Regions from separate parts of the Homo sapiens genome. Here all the other regions are linked to region 4. Evidence: chromatin loops called from intact Hi-C (ENCODE). Cell type or tissue: A673. All regions are shown on one strand. Links, peaks and the distances in the headings refer to the core of each region. The heading gives the core; the rest is flanking DNA.

What was found. Peaks named below come from ENCODE experiments on the same cell type or tissue, not always from the same donor. Only the 100,000 strongest peaks of a DNase experiment are listed, where the experiment ranks them.
Region 1: a loop joins it to region 4, with 7 times the contacts of the local background. A loop is called at or near these places in 21 of 110 quality-filtered maps.
Region 2: a loop joins it to region 4, with 12 times the contacts of the local background. A loop is called at or near these places in 21 of 110 quality-filtered maps.
Region 3: a loop joins it to region 4, with 3 times the contacts of the local background. A loop is called at or near these places in 6 of 110 quality-filtered maps.
Region 5: a loop joins it to region 4, with 6 times the contacts of the local background. A loop is called at or near these places in 28 of 110 quality-filtered maps.
Region 6: a loop joins it to region 4, with 2.6 times the contacts of the local background. A loop is called at or near these places in 14 of 110 quality-filtered maps.

The regions. Positions count from the first base shown.
Region 1 is chr2:212,890,363-212,895,668 of GRCh38, reverse strand. No RefSeq gene overlaps it. Among named protein-coding and RNA genes, the nearest start is that of MIR4776-1, 33 kb to the left of the region's middle. In A673, for the core only: a CTCF peak has its summit at 3,255 (motif pointing right); DNase peaks (open chromatin) are centred at 2,268 and 3,258; H3K4me3 peaks cover 737 bases; H3K27ac peaks cover 2,007 bases.
Region 2 is chr2:212,899,901-212,905,206 of GRCh38, reverse strand. No RefSeq gene overlaps it. Among named protein-coding and RNA genes, the nearest start is that of MIR4776-1, 24 kb to the left of the region's middle. In A673, for the core only: no CTCF peak of the experiment used is centred there; DNase peaks (open chromatin) are centred at 2,186, 2,576, 2,986, 4,296 and 2 weaker places; H3K27ac peaks cover 4,807 bases.
Region 3 is chr2:213,931,777-213,937,082 of GRCh38, reverse strand. All of the region lies in intron 12 of SPAG16 (sperm associated antigen 16), which reads right to left. Among named protein-coding and RNA genes, the nearest start is that of MIR4438, 180 kb to the right of the region's middle. In A673, for the core only: a CTCF peak has its summit at 2,339 (motif pointing right); no DNase peak of the experiment used is centred there.
Region 4 is chr2:212,684,259-212,689,564 of GRCh38, reverse strand. No RefSeq gene overlaps it. Among named protein-coding and RNA genes, the nearest start is that of LINC01878, 110 kb to the left of the region's middle. In A673, for the core only: a CTCF peak has its summit at 3,095 (motif pointing left); a DNase peak (open chromatin) is centred at 3,034; H3K27ac peaks cover 1,196 bases.
Region 5 is chr2:213,244,503-213,249,808 of GRCh38, reverse strand. No RefSeq gene overlaps it. Among named protein-coding and RNA genes, the nearest start is that of SPAG16-DT, 37 kb to the left of the region's middle. In A673, for the core only: a CTCF peak has its summit at 2,952 (motif pointing left); DNase peaks (open chromatin) are centred at 2,098 and 2,928.
Region 6 is chr2:212,774,217-212,779,522 of GRCh38, reverse strand. No RefSeq gene overlaps it. Among named protein-coding and RNA genes, the nearest start is that of LINC01878, 18 kb to the left of the region's middle. In A673, for the core only: a CTCF peak has its summit at 2,423 (motif pointing left); a DNase peak (open chromatin) is centred at 2,372; H3K27ac peaks cover 1,626 bases.

The DNA.
Region 1 (5,306 bases), core at 244-5,243, 210 kb before region 4:
CTAGCAGACTCTCTGGGGATTGTCTGATTCTATGAGGGTGTGCACTTTGTCTTTGGTCAGTCTATTTAGCAACTTCGTGGGATGAAAGTTAACTTGTGGAATGGTGTAGATGTTTTCTGTCCGTCGTAAAGCAAATGACTCCTGTTCATCACAAAGCAAATGAATTTTATCTGGTAGAGAATACAAATCTCATTGCAGTATGCATGTGGTAAGAAGGCAGGGCGTCTTTATTAATAGTGCCATCAGACTATCAGATGGGGAAGAGAAAATTATCCAAAAGGAAATCAGGCTGTTCATGTGATGGGACACTTATGTCACTATTAATCAGATGGATGCAAATTACGTGACAATGAAATATTATTTTTTGCCATCAGATTACAAACATTAAAAGGATGGCAATCACATGCAAGGCTGCTCACAGCATAAGATGATAGGGTAAAGCTTTTTGGAGGGTAATTTCAGTAATCAAAATGCCATTTGTAAAGATATTGACCTGCAGCTTTACTCCTAGGCATCTATTGTGCAGTAATGCTTATATATGTGCACAGAAACATGAGCAGAGGTATTTGTTATGACGTGGGAAATCAAGAAGCTGTAAATTGCTGAAAGTACATCAATGGAAATAGTTAATACAAATTATAGTATATAAATACTATGAAATACTCAATATTTATTAAAATGTGGACAATCTACGTGTATGAACATAAAAATATGTTCACATGTACTGTTGGGTGAGCATAGAAAGGCAAATTGGTATCATATATAGAGTCATCACCATAGGTTAAAAAATTAGCACATAAAATGAACTTCTGGAATAATCTACACTAAATAGTGTTTACCTGTTTAACAGGATTAACAATATTTATGTCAGGTGAATTGGACCAGGTGAAGTAGGCCGGGTAAAGAGATACAATCATGTTTTTCTTTTTCTTTCTTTTCTTTGCTTTTTTTGTTTTTTTAAGACAGAGTTTCACTCATCACCTGTCACCCAGGCTGGAGTGCAGTGGCATGATTTTGGCTCACTGCAATTCCGCCTTCCAAGTTCAAGCGATTCTTGTGCCTCAGCCTCTCAAGTAGCCAGGAATACAGGTGTGTGCCACCATGCCCAACTAATTTTTGTATTTTTAGTAGAGACAGGGTTTCAGTATGTTGGCCAGACTGGTCTCAAACTCCTGATCTCAAGTGATCCACCTGCCTCAGCCTCCCAAAGTCTTGGAATTACAGGCAGGAGCCAACGCACCTGGCCTCAATCATGTTTTCCCTAGATCACTTTCCATAGTTTGAATGCATTACCAAAAAATCAGGTGTATATTTATTGCTTTTGTAGCATAAGAACCTTAAAATAAGAAAATAACTTCCCATTCCTAGTTCAGATTTGAGGCAATGAAATTCTCTAGTTCTACTTGTAATATTTAATCAACATGATTATTTCCATGTGTTTCACTGCTGGGAAAGAAAAGAGCAGAATAACTCAGAAGTTATTTCTTGCAAAAGTGTTAGTTATGGAGCTCTCTGAAAATACTGAAACAGGAAGACATTTATACCCAGCTTACCATTATTTTTAGATTGAAAAGAGCGGGGCAACTCTAGGCAAGTGACTTAAATTTTAGAAACCTATGTTAATGAAGTGCCAGTTTCATTTATGTGCTGAAGACTTGCTGTGTGGGACAACCAATATAATAGACTATTTTTCAAATATTCCACTTTCAAAAGTGGCTGCATTGAAATGTCAGGGGGTATGATATGAGGAAGAGGGAATTGAAAGAAAGACCTGAGTCCTATTCCTGGCACTGTGTCCTACTAGTTATGTGACCTTCATCTATAAAATGATATTAATAACCACGCTTCCTTTTTCACAGGGTTGTCCTTTAAGCTTACTGAAATTTCATGTTAGAAAGCGTTTCATAAACCAAATAAAAACATAACGTATTACCATATCAGATCCCGCTTTATAGTTCTGCCTTCTTTTTTATTTTTCATTAGTTTTCAGTTACTTAGCAAAGTACTTGGCACTCAGTATCTGTTTAATAAATAGTTGAATGAAAGAATAAAATCAGGTTAGTTTCACTCCTCTGAGCCCTCATGCTTTTCTGACATTGTACAAGTTAACTGAAACAGGTGAAAGAGTTTGTTTAGGAAATAAAAAATTACCGCATTCCGCAGACTTAGAGCAGTTAATTTCTTGGGAGCAGAAAATCGTTCCCCATCTCCCACTGGGCTCAGAGGAATTCCATTAGGGCAGCCAGACAATAATCCACCAAAGCCACCACATCTCTGCTGGGCAGTAAAACACTCACAGGATTAGCTCAGTCAGTCCTGTCACATAATGGGTTTCTGAAGAGTCAGGAGCATCTCTTTCAGAATTTTTTATTTGGGGTCAGCAGGACAATTTCAAAAAGCTATTGACTTTAAAGGGACAGAACAGGCAAAAAGCCTCTTTTGAAGCACAAAATTCATTGTTCTTTTCTGAAACAGCAAACTAAATGAGATACCCATAGGATGGCAGGACAGTTTGTAGTAGCAAACTAAACCAAATCAAAACCAAAAAGCCTTTTCTTGCCCTTGCTTCATATTGATGAAATGGTTTGTGAATGGATCTATACTCTAACCATGACTGTATTTGGCATCTTTGGAAGGTAGTTTGAGTCTTAGTGGATTCGTCTGGAAGGTTCTTTGGTATAACTAAATTTATCCAATTCCATTGCATTTCTTTGACTTCCTAGGCATCTTTCTCTGTAATACATATTAAGGGTTATACAGGCAATTATAAAATTAAATAACAAATAAGTTCTAAAAACAAGTTTTAGCTCCAGTTGGTAAAAATCTTTAAAATATTAGATTTTATTTTCTTTCTCTTAGAAAAAGAGGAAGTATTCTAGAGAATATAAAAAGACTTCTTGAGTACTAAGAGGTCGTGAAGACAGCTTTGGAAATGTTATAAGCGTCAAGATTCGCTCAAGATACACCTGCTTCTCTTGCAAAAGGTAAACAGACCTGATTTTTTTTTTTTTTCAATTGGAAACAGACCTGATTTTTTTTTCCGTTGGATGTTCCAAAAATATGGAGATGTGTAGAAAGTTAATTTGGAAGAGGGTTGTTAGGATTCAATGTGAGTGACAGAGAAATATGAGGGAGTGTACATGCCTTTACCTTAGTTCCCTGACTCCTGCTTCCCCATCTTTGAGTATGGAATTCATGCCGATTTAATCAGCTTTTCTCGTGTGTGTGGTTTTTATTCATTCTGTCACCAGGTGGTGCTGCACTGTATGATGATCCTATGTGTAGCCCTCCTGTTTCGGCAATCAACAAGTTGTGGTCTTACTAGACCTCACAATTAAGAGCATAATAGAGCTGTAAGTGAAAAGCATAAGTAGATGGTGGGCTGTTACTCTCCATAAGCTTGTCTATATTTGTGCTTCTCTTTGCAGTGTAGTGTTGTTTTTTCTTAATCCCCCAAGGCAGTTTCCTTTATTTTGTCCCAATGTATTATTAAACATCACTTTATGATTTTAAAAAGTAGCTTAACTAGTTTTAAAAATCATTTGTTTTACGTTTTTCAAATTGTAATATGTCACCTTTAATTTTTGCACTCTGGTGAGATATTGTTTATTAGGCAATTCCAAACTAAAACTTACGCCATGTTGGATGTGTCATGAGAATTCTGTTAGTCTCTACCTCTATAGATATTAAGGATAAATATGGGAAAATGAAACCTGCATGAGATAATAGCATATCAGAGTTGATTAGGGCTATCGAAACTTAAAGAACTCATTATACTGGTAAGTTTTGTTGCCACCATAGAATACAGGGCATACTCATTAGAAAAAATTAATACAATTTTAGAAATCAATAAAATTTAATAATTAATTTAAATAAGCTATTATTTAAATTAATAAATTAAATAATTTTTTATTAAACAAAAATTTAAAAAACTCTGTTAGTCTGTTATGTGTTGCTATAAAGAAATACCTGAGGCTGGGTAATTTGTGAAGACAAGAGGTTTATTTGGCTCACAGTTCTGCAGGCTGTACAAGCATGGCATCAGCATCTGCCTAGCTTCTGGTAAGTCCTCAGGAAACGTCTAATCATGGAGGAAGGCAAAAGGGGAGCTGGTGTATCACATGGCAGGAGTGAACAAGAGAGAGAAGGGGGAACGTGCCCCACTCTTAAAATACCAGATGTCATGTGAAGTCAGAGTGAGAACTCACTCATTACTGTGAGGAGGGCACCAAGCTGTTCATGAGGGATCTGCCCCATGGGACCCAATCAACTCCCACCAGGCCCCACCGTCAACCCTGGGGATTATATTCAACTTGAGATTTGGAGGGTACAAATACCCAATATATATCAGAAAACAAAATTTATTTTGCTAGTAATTTATTAATAAGGTAAATTTCAAAGAGAGCATTCCAGACCAGATAAATTATCAGATTTTGATGTAGATCTCCCTTAAAGTATATTTTCAAATACTACTTAAAGGGACACTGGTCTCTGAACTACTGTAGTTTAATATTCTGATATCTCTGTCAAAGCTACATGTTGTAGATAATAACAACAGGTCCCAGATGTTTTAAGTTAATTCTTATTTTAGATATGCCCGTTGTCTCTTAAGCATGTACAGTTGTAAACAGTAAGCTATCTATCTACAGTTTTTTCTTTTTCATACAAAAGCCTCTTGACAAGCTCTTTTCCTTTCTTGCTTTATATGTTCTCTTGTTCTCCTCTTTCTTTTCTCTGCAAAAATCCCATCTGGTAAATTCCACTTACCATTATTGCCTTTTCTGACTATATAGTTTTCTTTTTTTTTTGCTTTGCCTTGCACGGTCTTAAACAATTCTTTTAAGTTTATAGTAATAGCTTAGGTTGTGTTAGTGGAACTTCTTGTTCTTCTAATATTCAGCAGTAGCTGGTAAAGCAATCATCAAACCTCCAGTGTGTCTTGGTGGGCCACAGTCATTTCCTGTTACTCTTCCTACATTCCATCAGCTGGACCCTCAAACCTCACTCTAATCCCCCTGCTAAACCCTATCCCAATCGCTCAATTTTTAGATAATTTTTAATTGTAGTAATCAAAGTATCTATGAATTCTAAATTTTCAAAAGATAAGAAGTATCAGTTTGGCCATTTATTTTCCGGAAAACTTTTATCAGTTGTGTCCTGTAAAGAAAATGGGCACATGAAAGAAACAGTAACTTCTCCTTAATTTTCTTCCTTTGAGGGGAAGGGTGTGGTTCCTGTGATCAACCATTATCTTTTGACATCATGAAATAGTATGTAATGTAAGAGCTTCCCCTCCTTAATATAGA
Region 2 (5,306 bases), core at 216-5,215, 220 kb before region 4:
AGACGAAAGTTTATTCAAGTTGTTCATTTACCTCACGTTTATTCTGAATTAGATTTCAAGTTCTTTTACAAAAGAACAAGTCAGAAAAAGAAGAGTGAGATATTAAAATCTCAAGAAAGAACACACTAAGCATTTTAAAATTCATTCACAACAACATATTGAGAGCCTTTTCTGCTATAGTTGGACTCTAGCAGGGACCAATTCCTCCACTTAGGACCTAGATCCTATCCACTCCTGCCTACTCAGGGATATCACTGTGGTGGTTTTTTTCTCTCCTGTCTATGTCATCAATTGTTTCACCTCTTCTGAATCTTTCTCATCTGCATACAAATGCGCTGGTATACTCCCATCTTAGAAAGCCCTCTTTTGACCTGACTCACCCTGGCTACTTCTTCATTCCTCTCCTTCCCTTTTTAGACAAAGTCCCTGGAGGTGTTGAGTCCACTTACAGTCTCTAAGTTCTCTATTTTCTCTTGAACTTACTCCAATAAGGCCCCCAGTACTCCAGTGAAATGACTACTCTTGTCAAAGTCACGAATGAGCCTCACAACACCACATACAACGGTCAGTTCTCCATCCTCATGTTACTTAATCTATAGTAGCGTTTAACACTATCATATCTAAAATGTATCTAAGTTGACATTACAGTGCACTATTTCTAGGATCCACAGCTTCAACTTTCTCTTATTGGCTGATGACCTTCAAGTTTACTTCTCGAATCCAGATCTGATAATTGTCAGAGGCATGGATGAATGATGAATGAATTTCCTTTACTACACTTTATCTTAGGTGTTCTGACAATAATATTATTAAACGGAATGCTCATTTTAATACCTTCAGAAGTATTAACTTGTTACAACTTTACTGATGAGACTCTGAAATGTGGTCTTCTTTTTCCAAGGGAAGTTACTTTAGTAACAATCATAAAGCACTGCAGCTTTATCCTTATGTTTTTTTATTTATTATTATTATTATTATTATTATTTTTTTTTGAGAGCAAGTCTTGCTCTGTCACCCAGGCTGGAGTGCAGTGGTGTGATCTCGGCTCACCACAAGCTCCGCCTCCCGGGTTCACGCCATTCTCCTGCCTCAGCCTCCCGAGTAGCTAGGACTATAGGCCCCTGCCACCACGCCCGGCTAATTTTTTGTATTTTTAGTAGAGACGGGGTTTCACTGTGTTAGCCAGGATGGTCTCGATTTCCTGCCCTTGTGATCTGCCCGCCTCGGCCTCCCAAAGTGCTGGGATTACAGGCGTGAGCCACTGCACCCGGCCTATCCTTATGTTTTATAAACAGTGAAAGTTGTACATGTATAGATAGTCTGTCATGCCAATTCTGTGATTTTTTTCAATCTATGAGAAGAATTAACTTTGATGCTAATCCTCACCAATAATTAATTGGAATCTGATCTGTGGTCTCATAAAAACATCATGGATAAAATATTATTTTCATGCTCTTGTCTTCCAGCTTGGCCCCTGCCTCTACTGTGCATTCATACTGCTCTGGACTCAGCTCTGAGTCCCTATGATTGACCTGTATTCTCACAACCAGGAAGCACAATGCCCAGCAGGTTTCTAGCCTGTCTGATCCTGTCCCAAAGCTTGGTAACCAAGTCCTGTTTTACTGATTGTGGTCTACTTAATTCCATGCTTCCTGGTTCTTGACCTTGGCTACAAACTGGTTTATGAAATATTCCTAATAGAAGTGAACTTCCTGTAATAAGAGGACCCTTACAGTAAGATTTTAATTTCCTTACTAATGCAGGAATGAAACTGTTGATCAGAGTTGCAGTATTGATTCTTCCTGTGGCCATGGATACACATATGGGTAAGACATAGAGTTTCTTATGTATTTTATTATAATAACTCCCTCACCACCACCTTTACCATGTGGAACTTACACTAGCCTAGAATGATTTAGATTGGCTTGGATAATCCCAGCATTATAGAGGAATTTTTATCTGTGTTGTAATGTGCTTTTTTCTTGATTAAGAATGAGACAGCAGAAAGGGTATGAGTAGGGATATGAGGGAAGGAATTTATGTTATTCTATATGGGGCAACTAAGCTAAGCTATAAGGATGCAAAGACATAAGAATGACACAATGGACTTTGGGGACTCAAGGAGAAAGGGTGGGAAGGGGGTGAGATATAAAAGACTACGAATAGGGTGCAGTCTCTATTGCTTGGGTGATGGGGGCACCAATATCTTACAAATCACCACTGGAGAACTTACTCATGTAACAAAATACCACTTGCTCCCCAATAACCTATGGAAATAAAAAATAAAATAGTGTAGTTTGATGTGACAATCACTTTTTACAAATGTAACGAGATTCCCCCTCTCAATAAACAATAAACCAAAAAGGAGGAGGAGAAGGAAGGAAGGAAGGAAGGAAGGAAGGAAGGAAGGAAGGAAGGAAGGAAGGAAGGAAGGAAGGAAAGAAGGAAGGAAGGAAAGAAGGAAGGAAGGAAGGAAGGACCCATAAGATCCACTAGTCAAACATGCCAGATAATCTAGAAATTTATTTAGAGAATTTAGTACTCTCCCTGTAGTGATGGCTTAATTCCAGGGGTCGTAATGCAGTGTCAACTGAAAGTGAGCTTGTAGTTGTTTCATGGAACATAGAGATGCTTAAACGGAGAAATTAAGCTCCGGAGAACTCTTAATAAGATAATCACATCAGACCTTGAGTTCAAGTCCTATTTTATAACAGTGTTTTCAAAAAGATGTAGTTTATTGTGGTCAGTTTAGAATAATGGAGTAAGCATTTTTTTCTTTTTGGTTCTTCCTGCCAGTAAACTCTATGACCTTAAGCTATCTATCTAAGGAATAAGACCTAAGCTCTTATTCCTACTTATGAAAAAAAAGGAATCCCATAATTTATTTTATAAAACCTTGGGGCTACTTTTGAAGCACCACATTATTTCAATTCATAAATATTAATGGCAATGAGACCCAGAAAATTGCTGATTTAAAGAAGGAAATTGAACATTTTCACTGGAATCACTGGCAAGATATGCATCAAAAGCTATCATTGCACGTAGTGCTGGTTGATGCCCATATATCAGAAACCTCAGAAGAGAAGCCAACATTTGACTCAGCAGAAAGATTGATCCCTATTGCTGGATCCTCCCATTTGGAATAATGTTCCAGGAAGTTTGTACTACCACTCCCTATGCTGAATAAATACACAGTTTCTGTTTTAATTATGCATCAATCTTTCCTTCATATGAAATTCCCAGATAGGTAGGATGGAAGGTCTTTGATAGTTATTTTACAGGAGTCAAGGATTAGTCTCTGTAGTTTAATTCTTAGAAGCCACTCTTGTGTCTAATATTTCACGTGTGCAGCACAGCAAGGTGCCTCTAATGGACAGCTGACGTAGTGAAAGAAAGTGTGACCACAGAAATCATACTCACTAAAACTAGGTCCAAAGGTTACTTGTTTCAGGCCTCAGGCTTCTGCTTGCCAAGTCTGAGGATGGGGAGGAAACACTAGCATGGTGAGAGTTAAGTATTGGCCTTTCCAGGTCTGGCCATGACCCTTCCATTAGGGCCTCTGTATCCCAGGCAATTAATTGTAAAATGTTGAAGGATCAAGGACCAATGAAACTATTTTGTTACTGAACACTGTGTGTGCGTATGCGTAAAAATCCTGACGTGGCATTGGTTACACTTGAATCTTAAGCAGCAGACTTTTTATGTCAGTCAGTAACTAAATTGGTATATTTTGTGAGTTACATTTGTATTCATTCTCCCTCCTTGGTCTTCAAATAGTTCCTCATATTTAACACTCAAGTAAGGGAAGTGTCCCTAGACTCTTAATAATGATACAATATCAACTTCTTGATGCCTTGAGAATTCAGTGGCCCTTGTTTTAACACACTCAGATATGCACTACATGGATTTTCGTGTCACTGCTGTCTTTCATGGTGTTTTTTGGATTCCTTACTGAAAAGAATCAGTGCTTTTAATACAGAGCTTCAGAAATCAGGTGCCTGGATTAATCTGTCATCAGAGCATCGACACCCTTTGCAGCAAAAAGTTTAGAAACTCAATTTTCCTGGCTTCTGAACAACGCTTTGGCTAAGGAAGGAAAGACAGGAAAAGTTAGGCCCCTAGGTTACATCTTTCTGAGAAAATACACAAGTTTATCAGATAAACTTAAATCAGAGAAAGTTAAAATTATTTTAAAAGAAATATGTCTTGGAAAGTTTCTGTAAGAATAACACAGATCTCTGTCATCAACAAGGTGTAAGTCATTCATAATTAGGATTCTGTGAGAGATGACTCATGTCTCTTGGATAAGTGAACATAAAAGCAATTAGTAGGGTGTGAATTATTTGGTTTCTAAATGGCCTGACAGTTACGACAACCAAATTTAGGTTTTTATCTGTCCAACACTGGTTCAATGTATTCAGCATTTAATTAACTCTTTTATTTCTTAGAGTCAGTGAGCAGCTTTCTTCAAAAACTTATTTTTAATATTTATGATTATACTTTCCTGTTGAAGGAAAGGGAACATGACAAAAAGATGTGATTCCAATAAGCAGCCACCAAATTGGATGTGTCATCCCAGTGAGCATGTCCAATATAATGTGGAACTTCAAATCTCATGATGGACAGCCAAGCACCTGCTCAGCGTACACCATGCACATGATAAACTGAGTGAGCTGGTAAACTTAATTGCACTGAATTCTGTAAAGGACGCTTCACATACTCAAGGCTGTCTCATTTCCATGCTCAAGTGAAATTTATAACCTAACATGTACACATTGATATAAGCATAGGGAACTGAGGACCATGAAGAGATTAAGAAATTGATCATATTCCAGTGATTTATTCCTTGGGTTTATCTGGGTGTTTACATAACAGCGTGGGAGGCAGACAGAATACTGCTTAAAAGCAATGTCTTGGGAATATGACAGAGTCCAAATACTGATTGCAAAAATTTCTAGTAAAATGACTTCATGCAATTTACTCCCTCTATGCCTCAGTTTCCTATTTCATAGAACCTACTGTGAGGATTAAATGCAACATGTTTACTAGATCATGAACTTCTTGAAAATAGTGTCTACGTGTCTCTTGTTTGTTATTGAATCTCTGGTACCCAGCATACTCTCTAGCATATAGTAGGTGCTCAATAATGTTAGGGGAATAATTATGTAAAATATTTACTGTAGTCTCTGACAGATTGAAGGAAATATGATGGTAGTGATAATTTCATTCTTAGGAGCTTTAAGAATCCCTTTAGTGGTTTCCCAATACACTTAGAACAATTTGTAAATTCCCATAAGGCCCTGAAT
Region 3 (5,306 bases), core at 105-5,104, 1.2 Mb before region 4:
TTTCTTTTATTTTAGAGTCCACTTTCATGCATTATTTGCCTTCCCCTTCAAAATAATAGTATATATCATTAACAGAAGGTAATTCATCATAACAATCTTAACATTTCATATTTCCTCTTTCTTAATTTATCTGTTTTCTTTACAAATAGACTTCTGTTTCTGTCATCTCATCCAGCACAGGGGTTATGATTGGCTACAGAATTATTAAAATAAAAAGGAAGTGATGCTAGGAAGTGGGCAGAAGGGAAACATTCCATTTTCTTTAATGGAAATGTTAGATGAACAATGAGAAGGCATTCCTCATTCTGTCATGGCTTCTGGATCACCAGCTGATACACCTGGTTGGAAAAGCCTTTTATAATGTTTATATTAGTGTCCCAGTATAAGGAGAATGAGCCTTTGCCTTTCAGGTGTATGAAAATGTAACAGGTCATTTGTTTCCTCTTTCTCTCACAATTCACAGTACTTCAGAAACTCCTGTTGTCTTTATCTTTCAAATCTATCCAGAATACAATTTTTATGACTTTCACTATTCTCATGGCTGAAACCTTCTACATCTTTGGCCTGGATTGCTACAATAGTTCCCCAATTGGTCTTTCTGCTTTTACCTGCTTTTAAGCTTTCACCCCACCTCTGCCACCATCTAATCTCAAAACAGTAGCCAGAGTCATCTTATTAGAGTGTAAAACAGATTGAGACTCTTCTGCTCAAAACCCACTAATGGTTTCCCATTTCATTGAGAATAAAGGTCAAAGTAATTGACAGGGGTTATAAGGCCCTCTATTATATGTACATACTCATTTAACTACCTTACCCCTACCATTCTCTCATCTGCTCACTTTATTCCAGTCATGCTGGCCTCTTTGCTGCTTAGCAGTCACATGGGTCATGCTACCACCATAGGAAAGCTTCCTGATCAGAAGAGCTTGGAATATTCTCCTCCCAAGTATCTGCTTGGCTTGCTGATTCACCTTATTCAGGTTATCCAAATGTCAACTTTATAACAAGAATTTTCTCGACCTTCCTGTTTAAAATTGCAACCCTTTCCAATGCCTGCTATCCCTTTTCACCTGTGCTCTAGTTTTCCTCTACAAAATTTGTCATCTCTAAATATTATATGTAATTATTAATTATTATCATTTTTCATTTGGCTTATTTTCTGCCTCCTGAAAGAATGCCAATGACATAAGGGCAGAAGTTTTTCACTATTATAGCTTAGTAACTAGAATAAGGCATAGAACGAAGTAAGTGCTCAATGCATATTTGTTGGATCTATAAGCAAATAAATAAACCTGTGAGGTCAACCATGTGGAAGGTACTGTTTTTATTCCATCAGCTTAACTACAATGAGCAAAACTCATTCCTATCAGTAAATGTGGTCAATGCTAACATAAAATTTAAATCCTTGGCGTTTTTCATTATTTCAGTGAAATCCTCATTATTGAAACAGTGTCCTACTAATGGAGACACTTACAACAGTTGCATGTTTTTATAATTTATAACTAGTCTTACAAGCATTACCTCCATGCAAACTAACTTGCATATGTTGCTATTGGCAAGCAGGATTTCATGGACTCCAACAGCATTGCGATAGACAATAAAGATGGGAAGAAAGAAGGGGCAAGGGAAGAAAAAAGAGGGAGTAGACTAGCCATCTATTATCAGCAGAAAATTTCCATTACTACTCCTTCAAATAATTTGAGAACACTTCAGAGCTTGTCTTGGTTGCCTTAATAATATGTCATGAGGGAAAAACATATCACCTGAAAAGTATTCATGGGTGCCTATAGTAGACTAGGCAAGCAAAAATACTGTAACAAATATACTGGAAATATAATGTCTCAAACCAAATAGAAGTGTCTTTTTTTTTTTTTTTTTTTTGAGATGGAGTCTCACTCTGTTGCCCAGGCTGGAGTGCAGTGGCGCTATCTCGGCTCACTGCAAGCTCCGCCCACTGGGTTCATGCCATCCTTCTGCCTCAGCCTCCCAAGTAGCTGGGACTACAGGCACCTGCCACCACGCCCAGGTAATTTTTTGTATTTTCAGTAGAGACAGGGTTTCACCGTGTTAGCCAGGATGGTCTCGATCTCCTGACCTCGTGATCGGCCTGCCTCAGCCTCCCAAACTGCTGGGATTACAGGCATGAGCCACCGCACCAGGCCTGGAAGTGTATTTTCTTATTGCTGGAGAGTCCAGAGAATGTTGCAGCCTAACTGAAGTTACAAAACAGGGGTGGCTTTACTTCAAGCAGCTTGACAATTGTTCTTTCAGTTTCAATAATAGGCTTCTAAGATTATTGTGGTCATTGTCACTGGTATTCCATTCCACCACAAGGGGGCAAGAATGAGGAAATAGTACCTGCTACTTTAACTAATATTCTATTGTATAGAACTTAGTGATGCAGACATACTTAACTAATTGAGGCTAATAAATATCATTTAGATATATAGCCAAGTGCCTAACTAATATGGAAGGAGGAAAAAGTGGATTCTAGTGAAAAGCTAACAGTCTCTGCCACAGTTTGGCCTTTTTCTCACCAAATATCTGTCATCCTTTCTTCCACACTTAGAATATTCACTGACTTTCTTCTCTCCACAACCAAAAAAAGAAACATCCCCAGATCTCTTCTTCAGTTACTGCATGTCTCACAGTTCATGATCTGTGGCTGACACACAATCTGCATCATTTGGTTCAGCAGTGTCACTTGCATTATGGTAACCAACAAAACAAAATACAAGTTTTCTGCTTCCCACCACCATCACCACCATGAACACAATGCACAATTGTGAAGTAAGGACAGAATAACTGCAGTATAAACTGTAATACAGAAAACGGAAACATGGGAAACATATAAGCATCACTAGTCCAAATAGTGAAAAACTAGGCAGGCATCATGAGGAACTTTGCCGTGGTACTGAAGAAAGTTCCTTGATTGGACCATGGCTGTCCCCCAGAGGAGCACCTTTCCCCATTGTTCTTTGTAGCTTCTGGCTTAGTTCCACTGTAGGTTCCTTCTTGTTCATTATCCTCTGTGGCCATATTGAGATTGGTGCTATGGTCTCTGCCTTCCTTCTGAACTGTGCAAAAATACAAGTCCACTTTTTTTGGATGCAAGTTTGGGGCTCTGAGGACTGTTTCACTGTTTGAAGAGTCAACGGGATTTAAGGATAGGCTCATAGTTTCCTTGTCAATACAATTCTCTCAAAAACTTGGTAGGTTTCTAATATAGTTGCTTCCAGGCAACGCAATGCCACAGTAACCACAAATTAAAGTAAACACAGTTCTTAAACCTTCTTTATTTTCCTCTTCCCATGTAATTACAAGAGTATTGGACACAATACACTTAGAAATAAGGGCCACAGATTTATCTCCCAACATTAGGGGTCAAGAAGCTGTTGAATTTTGCAAGTCCCTCTGTTTCCTACTATCCTTGGTACAAACCACCCAATTCTTGTCTGTGTAACACCTTGTTAAAACAGCTGGAATAGCAACATTCAGTAACATTTTGGCTGTTTCCGACCCCTTCTCCTTCGAGCTACAAGCTAAGCAGGCACATGGTCTGCCTTCCAAATATCAGAGTAACAGTGTGATATAACTGCTCAGTCAAATACCCAGCTACCTTGGAAGAAAAGCAGCCAGGAGTCAACTAGAATACCTGATCTGATATTATAAATATAAATGGTAGATGCATTGCATATTCCCTTATTGCTTTAAAATTGCTGCATTTTAAATTACTTGTAATCTCATTGAAGGCAATGGTTGAGTATGAGAATTGTCTTAGATCTATAACACAGACCAACATTGTTAAGTCATTTCATGAATACTTACTGCTTAATGTTATATACAAATGCCTCTAAATGCCTCTAAAGAAATACAAATTATTTTTTATAGCTATTTTCTGATTTTTCTACCCCATTTTCATCATTTTATTGATTTGTGTAGGATAAGACAGCATAATTATATTGTAGTTTAAATGTGGATGGGTCAGGGAGAATATTTAGAATACTTTTGCCATATTTACTTGTTGAATCACTCTTTATTCATTTATGTAAGTAAACCACCATGTGCCAAGCACTCTCTGGGTTACACTGGTGTGTGTGTGTGTGTGTGTGTGTGTGTGTGTGTGTGTGTGTTTTCAAACAACCATTAAGTGAAATACATAACAATTTATATACCTGATCATTCAGAAGATAATAAAAAAGCTACTGTTAATTATTCACAGAAACCTTGTAGAGTATGGAATTATTCAGACTGAGTGTCATAGATAATTGTTCATAGATTCTGATTAGCACTCAGTAAATATGAATCTTGATCTGAAATTTTCTATATTGTTGATGCTTCACAGTGATCCAACTTTTTGGTGAGGAACTAAATGGATGGTCTTACCAAGTATTGCCCAATTCAGAAACAGCTGCAGAGCTAGAGATAGAACACCAATCAAGGCTGTTCAAGACTGAGCCAGAAGCTTGAAGGAAAGGACGGGTGTGAAAAGAGAAGAATGTATTCTAAACTCTTCCTTCTCTGGTGACTAATACTGTCTACCAATATAAATTTGGTATTTATTAAGAACTATGCAGCATGGCCAGGCGCAGTGGTTCACGCCTGTAACCCCAGCACTTTGGGAGTTTCTCAAACACTTAGAAGCTTGAGACCAGCCTGGCCAACATGGTGAAACCCCGTCTCTACTAAAAATACAAAAATTAGCCAGGTGTGGTGGCACGTGCCTATAGTCCCAGCTACTCGGGAGGCTGAGGCAGGTTAACTGCTTGAACCCAGAAAGCAGAGGTTGCAGAGCAGTGAGCTGAGATTGTGCCACTGCACTCTAGCCTGGGTGACAGAACAAGATTCAGTCTTAAAAACAACAACAACAACAACAACAACAAATATATATATATATATATATATATATATATATATATATATATATATATATATGCAGTATCAAGCCAAGAATATATGACACAGCATACATAGCTCCAGCACCATCCATCTTACCAAGGCAAATAATCTCTTGCCTTAAGTAACTAAGCCAGTTCAAGTAATCTATGAAATTTTGAAGAAAGACACTAGTTTTAGACATATCTATATTGTATTGATCTGAGAGTAATTATAAATTAGAGCTTGGTACTTTGATTGTGACTCTGAAAGGTATATCAATAGCCACTATAGAAACAATCAATTTCTACTTTATTTGTCAATACTTATCCACCACCTCAATGCCAAAATTAGTACAATTTATTTTGTCCTTGATGATGAAAGTGAACTCTTGACAGTGATGGGAAACTTGAAGTTTAAAGAATTTTGGC
Region 4 (5,306 bases), core at 247-5,246:
CTTAACTTGAAGGAAAGTTGTATTAGAATACAGCGGTCTCTAAGACCTCGCTGAGTATTAATACAATTTTTTGTTACTAGAAACTTAGACTTTGTGTTTTCTTTGATAATTCAGCAGGCAGAATTCTAAGCTGTAGCTCTTGAGTATTTTATTTTTTGGACAAAGTAAGCAAAGTCATTACTGCTGCACAAGCTAGTTAAACATGGTCTAGAGTAGCAGCTTTCAGACATTTTGATCTCAGCAACATTTTTCACCATGTAAAAAATTATCGAAGAACTCAAAGACCTTTTGTTTATGTAAACTACCATGCCTGGCTAATTTTTCATATTTTGTGAAGGCAGTGTCTCATCATGTTGCCCAGGTTGGTCTCTGTCTTAAACTCCTGGGCTCAAGCAACGCTCCTGCCTCGGCCTCCCAAAGTGCTGGGATTACAGGCATGAAACCCTGTACCTGGTCCCAAGAACTTTTTAAAATATGAGAATACAGAAGCACATCCATTAGCTGGTAGAGTGATGATGTTATCACATGTCATATAGCCTCTGGAAAATTCAACAGTCTACTTGTGACAGAAAGAATGAAAAAGTCAAACAACATCTTACTATTATTATAAAAATAATTTTCATCTCATGGACCCCTTAAAAAGGTCTCGGGGACTCCAGGGGTTCCTGGATCATCCTGTGAGCAGTGAAGGTTTAGATTTTTTCATTCTCTTGCATTGACACAACTCTCACTAGTTCCCAATCCAGAACCCTGAAATAGCATATGCAAGGGCCTAATCTCACTCAGGAGGTTTAGTCTCAGGATTATATCTTCACCACCCTGATTACGTCAAATTTCTTCTACCATTGCACTTACATATTTTTTAAAAAAATTATTGGGCAAAAAAAAACCTTGATGTAAAAGTGACTAATGTATTTTCTTAATCAAAAATGAGGAAGCTGGGTCTGACATATGTTTTGTTCTTTCCACTTATTTTGTTAACTTAATGATATACCTTACCAAGACATAAACATGAAATCATTTTCTCTGGTACTTTAACACAATGTCCTTATTAAAAAAGAATAACAGTATATGAAATTCAATTTCCAACTTATTGTAGCTCTGAAGATTACATCTGGCTTCTTAAACAGGCTAGTCAGTGTGGCACCTATTAGATAATCCTAACAACACCCAGAAAGACAGAACTCCAATACTGAGAGGTGGGAATGCAGACTATCTGCTTGTATTGACATCATGTGCCCATCTGGCTATATGAAGAGACTGGGAGAAAACAAGGGTTATAAGCTGTTGACACATGTTGAGGAGAGATCCTCGAGCTAATAGGCGCTACTGAGTGCCTACAGAATATAGAGAACTGTGAGTTAAATCACTGATTGGGGAGAGAGGGCTGTAGAAAGAATAGAAAGACAAGGCTCTTCAGGAAGAAGTAGGCCATCTTGTTGAGTTGCTGCAGGTAGAATAAAGAGAAGAAACCCAAAAGAGCTCAAAACAGAAGTTCAAGAGGGACTTAACTGTGAAGCTGAACAGCTATACACTGCAGAAATATCACTGCAGAAACACAGGTCACCACTGAACGAAACTGCCATGCGGAATTTGTTTTGAAGTCCTCCATTGCCCCTTTCTCTTCTTCCATTGTCTTGTTCCAGTCACAGAACAATATTCTCCTAAGAAACTTGCTAAGTTGTTCACCATGATTATTACAATAGCCACCATTTGTTAGGCCCTTGCTATGTGCCAGGTCCATGCAAGGTGTTTATGTGAATTATCTTAGTTAAGTGAATTCTCAGAACAACTAAGGAAGGTAGATCCTACTATTTCCTCTATTTCACCCATGGAAAAATTGAAATACAGAAAGTTGGAGTAATTTGGCCGGGCGCGGTGGCTCACGCCTGTAATCCCAGCACTTTGGGAGGCCAGGGCGGGCAGATCACGAAGTCAGGAGATCGAGACCATCCTGGCTAACACGGTGAAACCCTGTCTCTACTAAAAATACAAAAAATTAGCCGGGCGTGGTGGCGGGCGCCTGTAGTCCCAGCTACTCGGGAGGCTGAGGCAGGAGAATGGCGTGAACCGGGGAGGAGGAGCTTGCAGTGAGCCGAGATCGCGCCACTGCACTCCAGCCTGGGCGACAGAGCGAAACTCTGTCTCAAAGAAAAAAAAAAAAAAAAAAAGTTGGAGTAATTTACCGAAGGTCACAAAGCCGATGATGGAGCCGCTAGAAATTTAATGTTACTCCAGCAGAAGAATCTGTGTTTTCGAAGACCAAGTACAGAAGGCAACATTTTACCCAAAAGAATAACTCTCTAAAAGTGGAGTTTTAGGTACTTTATCCTCCTGAGATAGGATAAAACTGAATTTTTCCTTTTTTTTTTTTTTTTTTTTTTTTTTGATGGAGTCTCACTCTGTCACCAGGCTGGAGTGCAGAGTGGTGTGATCTCGGCTCACTGCAACCTCTGCCTCCCGGGTTCAAGCGATTCTCCAGCCTCAGCCTCCCCAGTAGCTGGGACTACAGGCACAGGCCACCACGCCCGGCTAAATTTTGTACTTTTAGTAGAGACGGGGTTTCACCATGTTGGCCAGGAATGAATTTTTTTTTTTCCACAGTGATAAAAAGTAGTTTACTTCTGGTCACTGCAAACTGCAAAGCCTTTAAGGACCTCTAGTTTACACTTATTATGAGGAGGTATCGTCGATACTATTCTGGGACACAGATGAAGAGGAATTTTCTAAAGATATGTTGTAAAATATGTTTTAAAACTAGAAATGCAAAAACTTTCGGTGCCCTGGGATTCAGAGAGTCCAGAACAATAAAGTCAAAGCTATAACTGTAGTCTCTCAGGAAAGGTTACTGAATATGTTTTAAATTGTATTTGCTTAGGATTGTCCTGATTCTATTGAACTTTGCATGTAACATACATAGCTTGTGTACCAGCAAGCACTGCCTAAGAAAAAGATGGCTCTGTGAAGCGTGAACTCTTATGGTAGAAAACAGCACTATGACCGCTGAATAAAGAGGATTAAATAGTAAAACACATTTTGAGCCAGCACAAAAGAACAATGCATGGCACGCTTCCGCCACCTTGTGGAGTGACATATATTCGCATGTCTTTTAGGAACCCAAAGCAATTTTTTCATAAACTTTTTTAAAAAGAATTAAAGAAATGGCAATATTATTTTCAAACACGTTGCCCATTCTTCTGTGTCCTTAATGATTACAGTGTAACTAAGGCACATTTCTGGTGCCCAAAAAGAACGTTATATGTTTATATACTTTATTTTGGTGATCTAAATAATACCTGTTATTTTAAAAAAAAAAAGTAGTAATGAAATAATCTTCCTTCCCACCTTTTCCCTAATTTACACCTGTGAAGGGGATATTAAATCAAATCTAATTTAAGATAATACAAACATAAATTGTTCCACATATAGTCTTTTAGATTTGGTGAATAATGCATATCATGATCAGTATCCAGGGTTCTAGGTTTTTTGTTTTAATATGCATTTGTAAAATTAATGAATATAGGCAGGGCACGGTGGTTGACACCTGTAATCCCAGCACTTTGGGGGGCCAAGACAGGCGGATTACGAGGTCAAGAGATCGAGACCATCCTGGCCAACATGATGAAACCCCGTCTTTACTAAAAACACAGGCACACGCCTGTAGTCCCAGCACCTTGGGAGACTGAAGCAGGAGAATCGCTTGAACCCAGGAGGCGGAGGTTGCAGTGAGCCGAGATCATGCCACTGCACCCCAGCCTGGTGACAGAGTGAGACTCTGTCTCAAAAAAAAAAAAAAAAAAAAGTAATGAATATAGGTGTTAGGGTGCTATATAATACTCATAATAGGGGCATGTAAAAAGAAGAAAAAGTGTCAACCGATTGGTGGAACTTTCCACTTTAAAGACAGCCCAAGCCACAGTTTTCTGTTAATTTTGCTTCATTTTGGTAGACTGAAAATTTATATGCTTTAGGTAAAGAAGTCCATATACAGGCAATTTCACTATACCACCTGTTTTGAATTTGAAAATTTTTCATTTAGATTAAAAAGATAAAATTGGGACACCCAATATCCCAGTTAAATGATGAAAAAAACTATTTCTTCCTTTCCTTTATGTATGTAATCTCTAGTACTCCTATGAACAATGAATATTCCTGACACTGAGAGCTATTATATTCCAATCAGATATCTTTTGACAGACATTTAGAATTTAGAGATGAAAATATGGTGATAAGATATCATATGTTCATAACTAAAGTGCCCTTGTTTAAATGACAATGGAGAGTTTCTGTTCTATAAACAAATTATGATAAAAAATTTTAAGATGAAACTATCTTACGTGATTTGTTTAATCAAAAACAGTCTGCTCTGGATTTTTAGAAAAAGAATTATCATCATCATGGCCAGTCTTGAATCTCAGGCTAGGTTTATCCATAGTGTTTCTCTCATTCCACTTTGTCTAGATAACCTTCCCTTGGGAAGAAAACAATACCTATTTTAGTATAGTTTAAATAAAAATACGGGGGCTGTAAAAATAATACATTTGAAGGTAAACATGGCGGGAATGTGGGGACTGTCTACTGTTTTGGATTTAGAATCATTGAAACCATCAGAAGAAGAATGGTAGTAAAGAATAAGCAGTCTGGAAATGAACAGGCCTGGGTTCGAATCCTAGCTTGAACACTTACTAGCTCAGTGATATTTGGCAAAATGTTCAACCTCTTAGAGCCTTGGTTTTCTCGTACTAAATAGCAGTACAGACACTATAGGATTGCTGAGAAAGAAGAATGCAATAGCAACAGTAAAGCAATGATGCATACAAATGGAAGGAGAAGAGGGAGCAAGAAATATATATTGAGCATTTAATCTTTCCCTTTAATAGAATAAAAGACATTGACAGACTAGAATGTATGGGCTACAAGCTTAAACTCAATGAAGTCTTTGGATTAAAATAGAAATGCAAGTTAACTTGTACTCAGACTTAATAGAGTTAGACAGTAGATTCAAAGACATTCAATAAATTCAACAAATGGTTTATCTCATTTACGTCTCTTTCATTTTACAATACAGTGAGGAATTTATTCTTTTTGGAAGTCCTAGATGCTTTTGCTGAAATTCAATGCTTAAGCTACAAACTTAGGAATCTACTTCCATTTCATACTCACCTTCATGCTCCAAAAGAATCCACCAGCAAATGTGGTCAATTATCTCTCCAAAATATTACTTGCATTCTTTGAATTCTCTCATCTCCGTTGGTGTGCCCTTGTCCGGGTTACCTTCACCTTCAGCTTGGAACATTTAAACGGTC
Region 5 (5,306 bases), core at 42-5,041, 560 kb before region 4:
TCCTACTACAAAGTGAAGTCTAGCTTATTTCTTGGTGCATTCACTGACTGTGAGCATCAGCACAGCAATTAACTTGTTTGAAATACACCTCATTTCAAAAAAATTCAAATGCGGACAGCAGACAGCGCAAACATGGATCGTAACTGGCTCCTGTTAAGTTAATAACCTGTACCCTCGATCAACGCTAAGGTCAGACTGTCAGCTTCAGAAAACAATGAAAGAAAGATCTGCCTCAAAACTGGGCAACAATGAAATAACCAGGATATGGAGAGGGGAATCTTTCAGATGACAGGGCATAAGAAAATTCTGTGGTTTACAGGAGAAAGATCCTGTGATATGTTTTGAAAGTGGAAGTAAACTGTTTTCAGAGTTGTGTTTTTGTTGTTGTTGTTGTTTTTGAGACAAAGTCTTGCTCTGTCGCCCAGGCTGGAGTGCAGTGGCGCCATCTCAGTTCACTGCAATCTCCACCTCCTGAGTTCAAGCGATTCTCCTGCCTCAGCCTCCCAAGCAGCTGGGACTACAGGCGCCTGCCACCATGCCTGTCTAATTTTTTGTATTTTTAGTAGAGACAGGGTTTCACCGTGTTAGCCAGGATGGTCTCAATCTCCTGACCTCGTGATTCTCCTGCCTCGGCCTCCCAAAGTGCCGGGATTACAGGCGTGAGCCACCGTGCCCGGCCAGAGTTATGTTTTTGATAGATGATGAAGTGGAAAAGAGGAATGTCAGGGTGTGAGCACAGATAAGAAAATAACCCCATGGTGTTTGTGGCAGAGCCCAGCATGGCCTGGGAAAGGTGAAGAGGCCACACTGAGAGACAAGCAGTAACAAGCTGGTTAGGTATCGGTGCCATGCACACGCTGTGGAAGTCACGTTAGTTCAACAAGATTGGGTAATCAAGGTACAGGTCAGGTATGGGAGTGGACTGGGAAGTGTCTGCATCCAAGGGAGTGATTCAAGTCAAAAAGTTTAGCAAGTATCAGAATCCACAGGCCCCAGTGAAACCAGATGACAAACAGGTTAGTGAAGTCAGAACATAGATCAGAAGGCTCAACAGTAAGTGAAAAGGCAGGGCGTCAAGGGTTCATATAACCTACATGATTCAGAAATGCTGGTGGCAGGCAAGACCAGGCAGCAGGAATCCTGAGCCCAAGTTGAGTCTAAACAGCAGAGTGATCAACATTTATGCAACTAACTCTGCAGTAGTCTATCCACAGCAAGAAAATTCTGAGTGGAAAAAAAAAATATTAACTATATTCAGCCTCATCTCTGACGACTTTAAGCCATTTTAACTTCCTGATGCATAAATCATGAGTGAATCCAGCCCAGGTTCCCATACATCAAAATGCATATAAATTTGTACATGATAATAAATGGACAGGTGTGGAGTGGAGATAAATGTTACCATAAAAGGAGTACATTCTGGAGGGCTTTGAAATCTCAGAGAGATCTTTGAAGGTCTTCAACAGGAAAGCAGGCTGGGCGTGGTTGCTCACGCCTGTAATCCTACCACTTTGGGAGGCCGAGGCTGGTGGATCACCTGAGGTCAGGAGTTCAAGACCAGCCTAGCCAATATAGTGAAACCCCATCTCTACTAAAAATACAAAAATTAGCCGGGCATGGTGGCGGGCGCTTGTAGTCTCAGCTACTTGGGATGCTGAGGCAGGAGAATCGCTTGAACCCAGGAGGCAGAGCTTGCAGCGAACCAAGATCATGCCACTACACTCCAGCCTGGGCAACAGAGTGAGATTCTGTCTCAAAAAAAAAAAAAAAAAAGAGAGAAAAAAAAGCAGTGGATGAGGAATTCAGTCTGACACCAGCAGGCTGAGCCACTGGAGAAAAAGAGTGCTAGGAAATTGTTCCTGAGTAAGAAAAAAAATAGGTTTTTAGAATACTAAAAAACAGTTTTCTGGTTTAGTTTGTAGGCTTCTCTCTGCTTCCTTCATAGTTGTCTTTCACAATAAAGTCAAAAATATCGCTTAAGTATTAATATTGGAAGACAGAATTCATGCTTGGCATATAAGCTCATCGTGCCACATGGGAATTCTATTGTTCAACAGGAGGGATACTTTGACTCTTGCCACGTGGGAACGTGTTTAATCCTGAGGCATAACAAGACTACACCAGGGACAGGGTGCAGGGGAGAGGGAATGATAACTCTCCTAATCTGCACTATTGTAACATTTTTAAATTCACTAAATTGCATGTCCCTTGAGAATAAGGGACATTTCTTCTTTATTCATGAAGTCCCAACACTTTCTGCCTGAAAATAAAAGATATTCATAATGTTTATTGGATTAAATACTATAGATGACTTCCATATTTGTATTTTAGAATACTCTTTCATTACAAAGAAATGGAAGTTTTGGAGAATAATTAACTATTTAAAATCTAAACTAAGTAAAATATGTATCTCCTCAAGTTCTGAAAGCTACCACAATTTCATTTTAATATTTGTCAACCTTGAGCACATTCTAAACTTGAGTTTTATAAGTAAGGAAACAAATGAAGAATTAAATCTGTTCAGACTCATTCACACTAATAAGAACAATAAATGTTATTTTTGTTCTGATAAAACTTTTTATAGAAAATAAACTATGCATCAGACATAGTTTTAAAATTAGACATTGGAAACATTTAATCTTTCCATTTAACTAATCTGCACTGTAAAAATAACCAATTGGAAAACTCAAGTGACCTCTCTAGAGAAAAATATTTTCAAAGGAAGAGAACTCCTTACTGTGTTGTGGGCATGCAAAAATTGCTTAGATGGCATAGAAAGCAGTTTCTATTACTATCACTATAAATCATAGCATTTATTTCTTTTTAAAAAATTGGCTGATAGCAAATGATTTCAGTATATATATGTATATATAATTGCCAATTTGACGTTAATTCTGAATTACACCATTTACAACCATGGATCACTTGCACCGCCTAGTGGTCATGCGTAAGTATTTCTTACTCAAGGTGTTGGCATACCTAAGATAATATTTTAAAGGTTTGAAGTACTTTGTTTTGAATATATTATTTTAAACCAAATTCGAATAAAATATTCATTCCTATGTAAATATGGAGTATAAGATAGACACCCAAGTATATAAGGACATGTCTATATTGTACAATATACATATGTAAATAGATCTCAAGAAATTATGTGGTTTATATAAATGTCCATAAAATTTGTGTAAGCCTGAAGCACATCTCTCAAGATTATCTCTTCTCTTTTCTATCACATGAAAAATTAAACAGAGGCTTTTCAGCTCTCAACAGCCATGATTTTAAGTGTGTTCTCAACCCTAACTCCATATTAGAACTGCAAGGGATATTAATAATAATAATACAATGTCTAGGTGTCAGCAAAGAGCATTAAATCAGAATTCTTGAGTATAGGTATGGGAACTTACAGTTTTATAGTTTTTATAGGTGACTCAAGATACACCCAATGTTTCACACCTCTGATCTAAAGGGTGCACATAAAGATTCTTCAGTTGAAAGAGAACACACAAAATGAAAAGATGAGTCCACGTTACCTGAAAGTGTGAGGATGGTGATGTGTTGAATCACTTAGCTCTGCCTGGTTCTGCACAGGGCCTATTATTGTAGAATTACAAGAAGAAGGACACTTGTTTCCTCTCCTAGAGATTTCAAAACTTTTTTTTTTTTTTTTTGAGACGTTATTGGCATACCTGAGGTAATATTTTAAAGGTTTGAAGTACTTTGTTGCCCAGGCTGGAGTGCAGTGGCGTGATCTCGGCTCACTGCAAGCTCCGCCTCCCAGGTTCACGCCATTCTCCTACCTCAGCCTCCCGAGTAGCTGGGACTACAGGTGCCCGCCATCACGCCCAGCTAATTTTTTAAAATTTTTTTAGTGGAGACGGGGTTTCACCATATTAACCAGGATGGTCTCGATCTCCTGACCTCGTGATCCGCCCGCCTCGGCCTACCAAAGTGCTGGGATTACAAGCATGAGCCACCACGCCTGGCCGAGATTTCAAAACTATTATACAAATGCACCAGATTCACTTATTATTTGATAAAATACATTATTGTGCAGTATACTGCCATTGTCCAAAATATATTTTGGAACTCACATTTGTGAACTGCTTTCTATGCTGGAATAAATAGAGATTATATAGAAAAAGATGTGGAAGGATTATTTTTTCATGGAAAAATCACTATCAGATTTGCGCAAGATCTTTTACCATATTTTAATCCATCCCTAGGCGTATGGACAGCTGTTTGTCTTTAAGATACTCAGGTAATTAGTCTATAGTTTGAAACATTGAAAAAAATCAGCATTAAAATCTTGGATGTTTAAAGGTGTAATATGAACTTTTGGGCCATGTGGGAAAGCCAAGCTTTTTAAATGAAAAAGCTAGTTTTACTACCAGTAGACACCTAAAAACATTCTACAGTTCATATTAATAAGACTGAATGTAATTGAATGTCAGCAGATATGGTGATTTATAAAGTATTTCATACCCTGTGTATAATAAAATCCCTGGCACTGAGTCCTAATATTTGATGAAACATGATAGTGGCTTTATTTCCAATAGAAAACTTGATCTAGAACCTTCTATCATTTTTATAGTGAAGTACTTTACCTGTTTCTATCTGTACTCAAGTTTTCATCTTAAATTAAAGAAAAAAATTACACAATATGGATTTTAGCCAATTTCCTTTTTGAGCTATTTCATACATCTTCAAGACAATAAAATAAATATTTTAACAAATATATCAGAATTACATATGTCTAAATGAGTGTAAACTTTTTGAAAACAGACGCTTGAGGAAATTGACATTTACTTCACTGATACTGACTGCCCTTGTCCAAAATATATTTTGGAACTCACATTTGTGAACTGCTTTCTATGCTGGTAGTACATTTTCGAATATCTGTTTTATGAGAAAACTTTGTTTTTGATGGTGGATTTGAATTTTTTAAACAGCATTAAATGACATTTGCAGCCAAGACTAATGGGTAATTGTGTTAAGGTGGATGATGAGTAAAACAAAACAAAATAGAATAAGATGTGTGGGACTATAAAGTAAGCACGGGGGGGTGACGGATGTCACACTAAAGACTATTTTGAAACTCTCCTTAAACCACCAATGAGACATTTCCCAAATAATATCAGCGATATCAGCACTTTGGGGATATGCATAAAGTCTCACAAAACACCTGCTTTAAGGGTAGTAGATGTGCTGTCTTGGTATAGGTTTCTTTTATCAGGGTAATGTTTACTGAACTATTTATTAAATGTTCATTAAGTTGAAATATTTATTGAATTGGAAAACAATTGTAA
Region 6 (5,306 bases), core at 219-5,218, 90 kb before region 4:
CAGGGTGCCAGATGCTTTAGTCAAAGATGAAGACCCCATACTACTTAAAGGAATTGACAAACTAAGGGTGGCACCAGGTCATAGAAATTCATAATTACGATACAATATGGAACTAGATTGAATAAAATGTGGTGGCAACACAGACATTCAGCTACTGTCCTCCTTTCCCACCATTCATTTGACAAATATGTGTACCAAGTCACTGTTATGTGCCAGAGACTTCTGGGCACAGGGGATAGACCAGGGAAGAAAATAAACTCCTGGCCTCCCTGAGCTAAAATTCCAGTGGGATAATAGAGAGTATATTTATGAGCAAATAAATAAAGAAAACTGAGGTCCAGTGAGTGCTATGAAAAAAATTAAGCAGCATTAAAAACCAGAGAGTGACTGGAGTTGGAGTTTTAGAAAGGGCGGTCAGCAAAGGCCTTTGTGAGGGGTAAAATGTGAGCAGGGACCTGAAGGAAGTGGGGTGAGGAAGCAAGCCTTGTAGACGTCAGAGGAATAGACTTCCTGACAGCTAATAGTAGGTAGAAATGCCTCAGGCTATTGTCAAAAGATGGCAGTGAGGCCAATATGGTCTCAGTGGAGCACGTCAAGGGAAGAGTGCTTTGAAATAAATTAAGAGAAGTAGAGAGGTCAATCATAGCAGGGTTACAGGAGGTTTTAGAGAAGGGGAGCAGCAAAATCCAAGTTGCATTTTGGCTGATGTGTGAACAGTCTCTGTTGGTAGTAGAATGGAAGCTAAAGGCAGAGAGCCTTTGTTTTTCCCTGGCTTTGAACTTGCTGTTGAAGCTATTTCACATGAACCTAGGAGATGGTGGTTGGCTTTTTCTTAAATCTATTTCCTGGCCATCCCCCTGGCTATGGAGTTTTCCCATGCCATATACTTTGGCATATTGCACCTCAGATGTAATTCATTTGTGCTTTTCTTGTCACTTTGGTGTAATAACAGGCCCTTCTGCAGACTTTACTTTCAATCAGAACCTTCCTTTTTCTTTCCCTCACCTTCAAAGCTATTTTTATTATTGTCTAAGACTTGGACTCTCCTGCCACTATTGCCATTTAACTATGTCAAATGATGAGACATGTGACATCACAGGTGTAAGCTCCATCTAAGCTATTATACATAGAAATTACTGTCCTTTGATTTCAAAGTTTAATTTACTGAAAATATTGAATAGGAAAACACACTACTTTAAAATATTGTCAATATTTTTGGCTAATTTTATATATTCTTCAGTGATTTTCTTCCCCTAGTCTGTTATGTTTATTTCATTCAACAAATATTATTAAGCACTTGGGGCCCTGTGCTAGTTGCTGGACATGGTTTTGTCACTGAGATCAGTGGATAGTCATTTTAAGGAAAAAATTTGTAACAATATATGTTTCCTGAGTTTTTGGTTAATTTTTGTTACTGACTTGTATATATAAACGTATATATATATATGTGCCTGTATGTGTGTATATACAATATTTTATATATATACATATATGTGTGTGTCTCATGTAATAGTATTTACTATTTATTTAGCTATCTCTTTGTGCCAAGCATTTTCCTGACATGACTTAAGCCCCTCAGTAACCATGCAATATGTATTATTAGTATTTTAAAGATTAGGAAATTGTGGAGCTAACTTGCCCAAGATCAAGAAGACAAAAAGGATGAAGAACCAGAATTCAAGTCCGAGTCAATGTGACTCTAATGCTCACACTGATTCCCCAAAAGAGTGTTATTGTAGCAAAATGAAGAATGTGTTCAATGGCAAAGAAATGTACTTCTAAGAAAAGCAAAACTGGGCTTAGAAGTCTTTGCCCTCAAAATCACTTTTCTGTAAGTCGAGATTCCCAGTAAAGAGAGAGATATTTCATTTTCAGTGAACACATATGGATATTTACATCATTGACTTCATCTTTTGAGCCTTGTACAATACTCATCTGCATTTTCCTCTTTTTGTTAGTCTGTTGCTTCCCTATAAATAAAAGATTGCAAAAAGCTCTTAAATCACATTCAATGAAACACTAAATCCTTAGGCTTTTACAAGCTTTTGTAAAACTGTAGTGATCTTGGTGAAAAATGTCCTGGCTGGTTATCTAGTGAACAGATGAGCTCACCCCTGGTATGCAAAGCTGCCGAATTAGCTGGTTAAACAGGCTGCTGAGATAATTACATTGTCTGTTTTGTGACACATTACACCGGTGCACTTGGGATTAACCTGTTCTCTTGTGTCTACTTCTGATCAGTTTTTTAGACAGTCTTTTATCTGATGAAGGAGCACAGACATCAAAAGAGAAAGGGGCGTGGGTGAAAAGAAAGGGCTCACATGAAGCTGAAGAGTTAAATTTTCTATTTAAATTACTGAACATATATCCCTTATTTCCATAACTTTAGTTGCTCTCTAGAGACCTCTGCTGGAAGTGATAGGTATAGATGAACATTCTATTTTCCCTCCCAATTCATTGTTTTCATTTTTACTGTGGCTATTGTATCATAAACTCAGTAACTAATTTAAGAATGAAATTCCAACATTCATGTCATATACATAACACATTATCTACAAAGATGTACTTGAGACAGAAAACTTGTGAGTTTTAAAAGTTTTGCAGGGCTTTCTAATGCTGGAAATCAACTATGATACTTAATCAGCACATATTTATATATTTGTTAGGCACCTACTATAGGCTTAGTAATTATAACTTTCTGTTCATTTATTATTTCCATATTTTGTTAATGCTACCAAGGTTCAAGTGGAATTGTTTAATTTGCAATTAAATGTTGCACATATAAAAACACAAAACAAACCATCCCTAAAGATTTTTATGAGCCTTTAGTTCCATATCATTATCCTGAAGGGGAAAAATTATTTAGACCTTCTGATTATGTGGGAATGTAGTGCATGTAAGATTTCATCATCAGTGATAATTTAGATAAAGAACAATTAAGAGAATAAATAGAAAACCTACTCATTAACAGCCTGTGGCAACTCAAATTGAATTTAACCAACTATTGAGCCTCTGGCTACAGGGAGATGCAATTTAAAGCAGGTATAATAGATTTTAGCAACTAAAATTTGTTCGTCACACTGTACCAACTAAGATATTAGTTAAATGGGGCAAGAAATTTCCTTTCATGTTAATGAACAGCAGATTTAACTCCTGCGGTCCTTTATATTTTCCCTCGAAATAGCTGTGCTTGACTTGATAGGCCAGCATTCAAATGAGGTTCTTGCAAAAAAGTATACAAGCTTTTGGGATGAGATTTAAGTCAGTCGAATCTGCATCCTTTAGGTACTTCTGATTTGTTTAAGCAATCTTTAAAAATATTGATATATTTCTTCCCTGGAGAAGGGTCCACAATATAATGTCATATGCAAAGGCTCTGAAAACTTCAACTGTAAATCTCTGTAGAAATGTTAGAGCACATGTTGACATGGGAACATCTCTAAAAATAATGTGTTTTCTTTTGGCATACTGCTGGCCCACAGTAAGTGCTTTGTAAAACTATCATTTGTACTCATTCCTACTGGATTAGTAGAAAACAGGCATCTATGCTGTAAGTTCGCTAATAATTGTGCATAAACAATTATGCACACAATATAAACAATTATGCACAAATATAAAGAATTTTTTAAAAATATTCTTATCAAGACAGATAAAGTCTATGTTCATCATTTTTACCGGAGTCAGTTCTACTGAGATTAGATCTGTCTAGCTTTATTATTATTGCTTAATGCAGACAAAAGAGAAAATAAATCATCATAATTGTGTTTTTATTATCTTGGCTAATATACAGAAATCTTAAAATGTGTGTGTGTTTATTACTTGAGTTTCAGTGCCCCTTACACATAATTTTACCAAATTTTGTGATGAAACAAAAAGTGACTGAGATAACTTTATAAGATAAATGTATTTTCTAGTCAATTCAGGAAAAGGTGATTTTTTTTTCTTTTAAACTTTCAAAAATACTTTTGGCTGCACAGCTGTGTATTATAGTATCACCTAATAGTACTCTGGTATTGGACCTGCTGAATATCAGATACCGAGACTAAAGGACATTAAAATAATAGTTTTATATTTTCTAAACTTTTGGTTTGGATTTAATCAGTTTTTATGTTTATTCACAATGATTAGTGTACTCTTAGCATATATGCCTAATTTCTATTAATCCAGTGGGAATGAGTACAAATGATAGTTTGATGAAGCACTTACTATGGACCAGAAATATGCTAAAAGCTTTTCGTATTTAACCTCATTTAATCCTTCTAATGATCCATTGAGGTGGTGATTATTAAATACATTTTACAGATGAGGATATGTGTTTTAAAGAAATTAAATAACTTGCTGATGTTAGCATGGTCCAGGAGTTGCAGATCCTATCTTCAAAACCAGATTTTACTCTAAAGCCCAACGTGAGTACTATGTAAAGAGTACTTCTGAAAATGCATGCATTAATGCACTTCTTCCAGACTGGTGCCTCTTTTGGTAGTTGCATAGGCTTTGTATGTATTACTTAGAGAAGAGACTGGTGTTTAGCGTGGTAGAACCAGGATTAGAGCTCTAGTTTTCTTTCCCTGAAGCCCATGATCTTTCCTTCCACTTTAGTGGTGACAGTGGTGCTGATATCACAGATTCAAATTCCTAAATGCAATTTCTGTAACACAAAATGCATAGAGAGCAGTCTTTGGAAAGATATTATGATGAGTGACTTTGAAATAAAATTAACTTGAGCTTGAATCCCAGGATGCCACTTAAGTAGCTGTGTAATAAAGCAAGGCATATAGTATCTCTGGAATTCTATTTTCTCATCTGAAAAATGGAAATATGAATACATACCATAGGGAATACCTGTGAAGATTAAATATGATGCAAAAGTGCATAGCACATAAAAAGTTCAAGGGAGTTTCCCATCTCATCCCTCTCTCATAGCAAATTTTTGAAAACTACATGTGCATGTACATGTCACAATTAGATGTGGAAAAAGTCAAAGAAAACTGTACTGAAAGTGCAACCACGAATTGTAAGAACAATTCTGACAACATGGAATGGAATTTCAAGGGGAGTATTTGAGGAGAAAATGGGACTGGAGATGAACCTTGAAAGATGAGGAAAAGAATTTGTATAGTTTGAGAAAGGGAGTTATTTTATACAAGGGAGACAATGCTAGCTGAACTGCTTGGGTGTAATAAAAGTCTAATTCAGTTACAAAAATACCATTCCAGTGAAAAGCTTTAATGAGATTTCTGCACCCCAGCAGATGACCCACTTATTTAAATACCACGCAATATCCAATACTACAGAATTCCTTGATC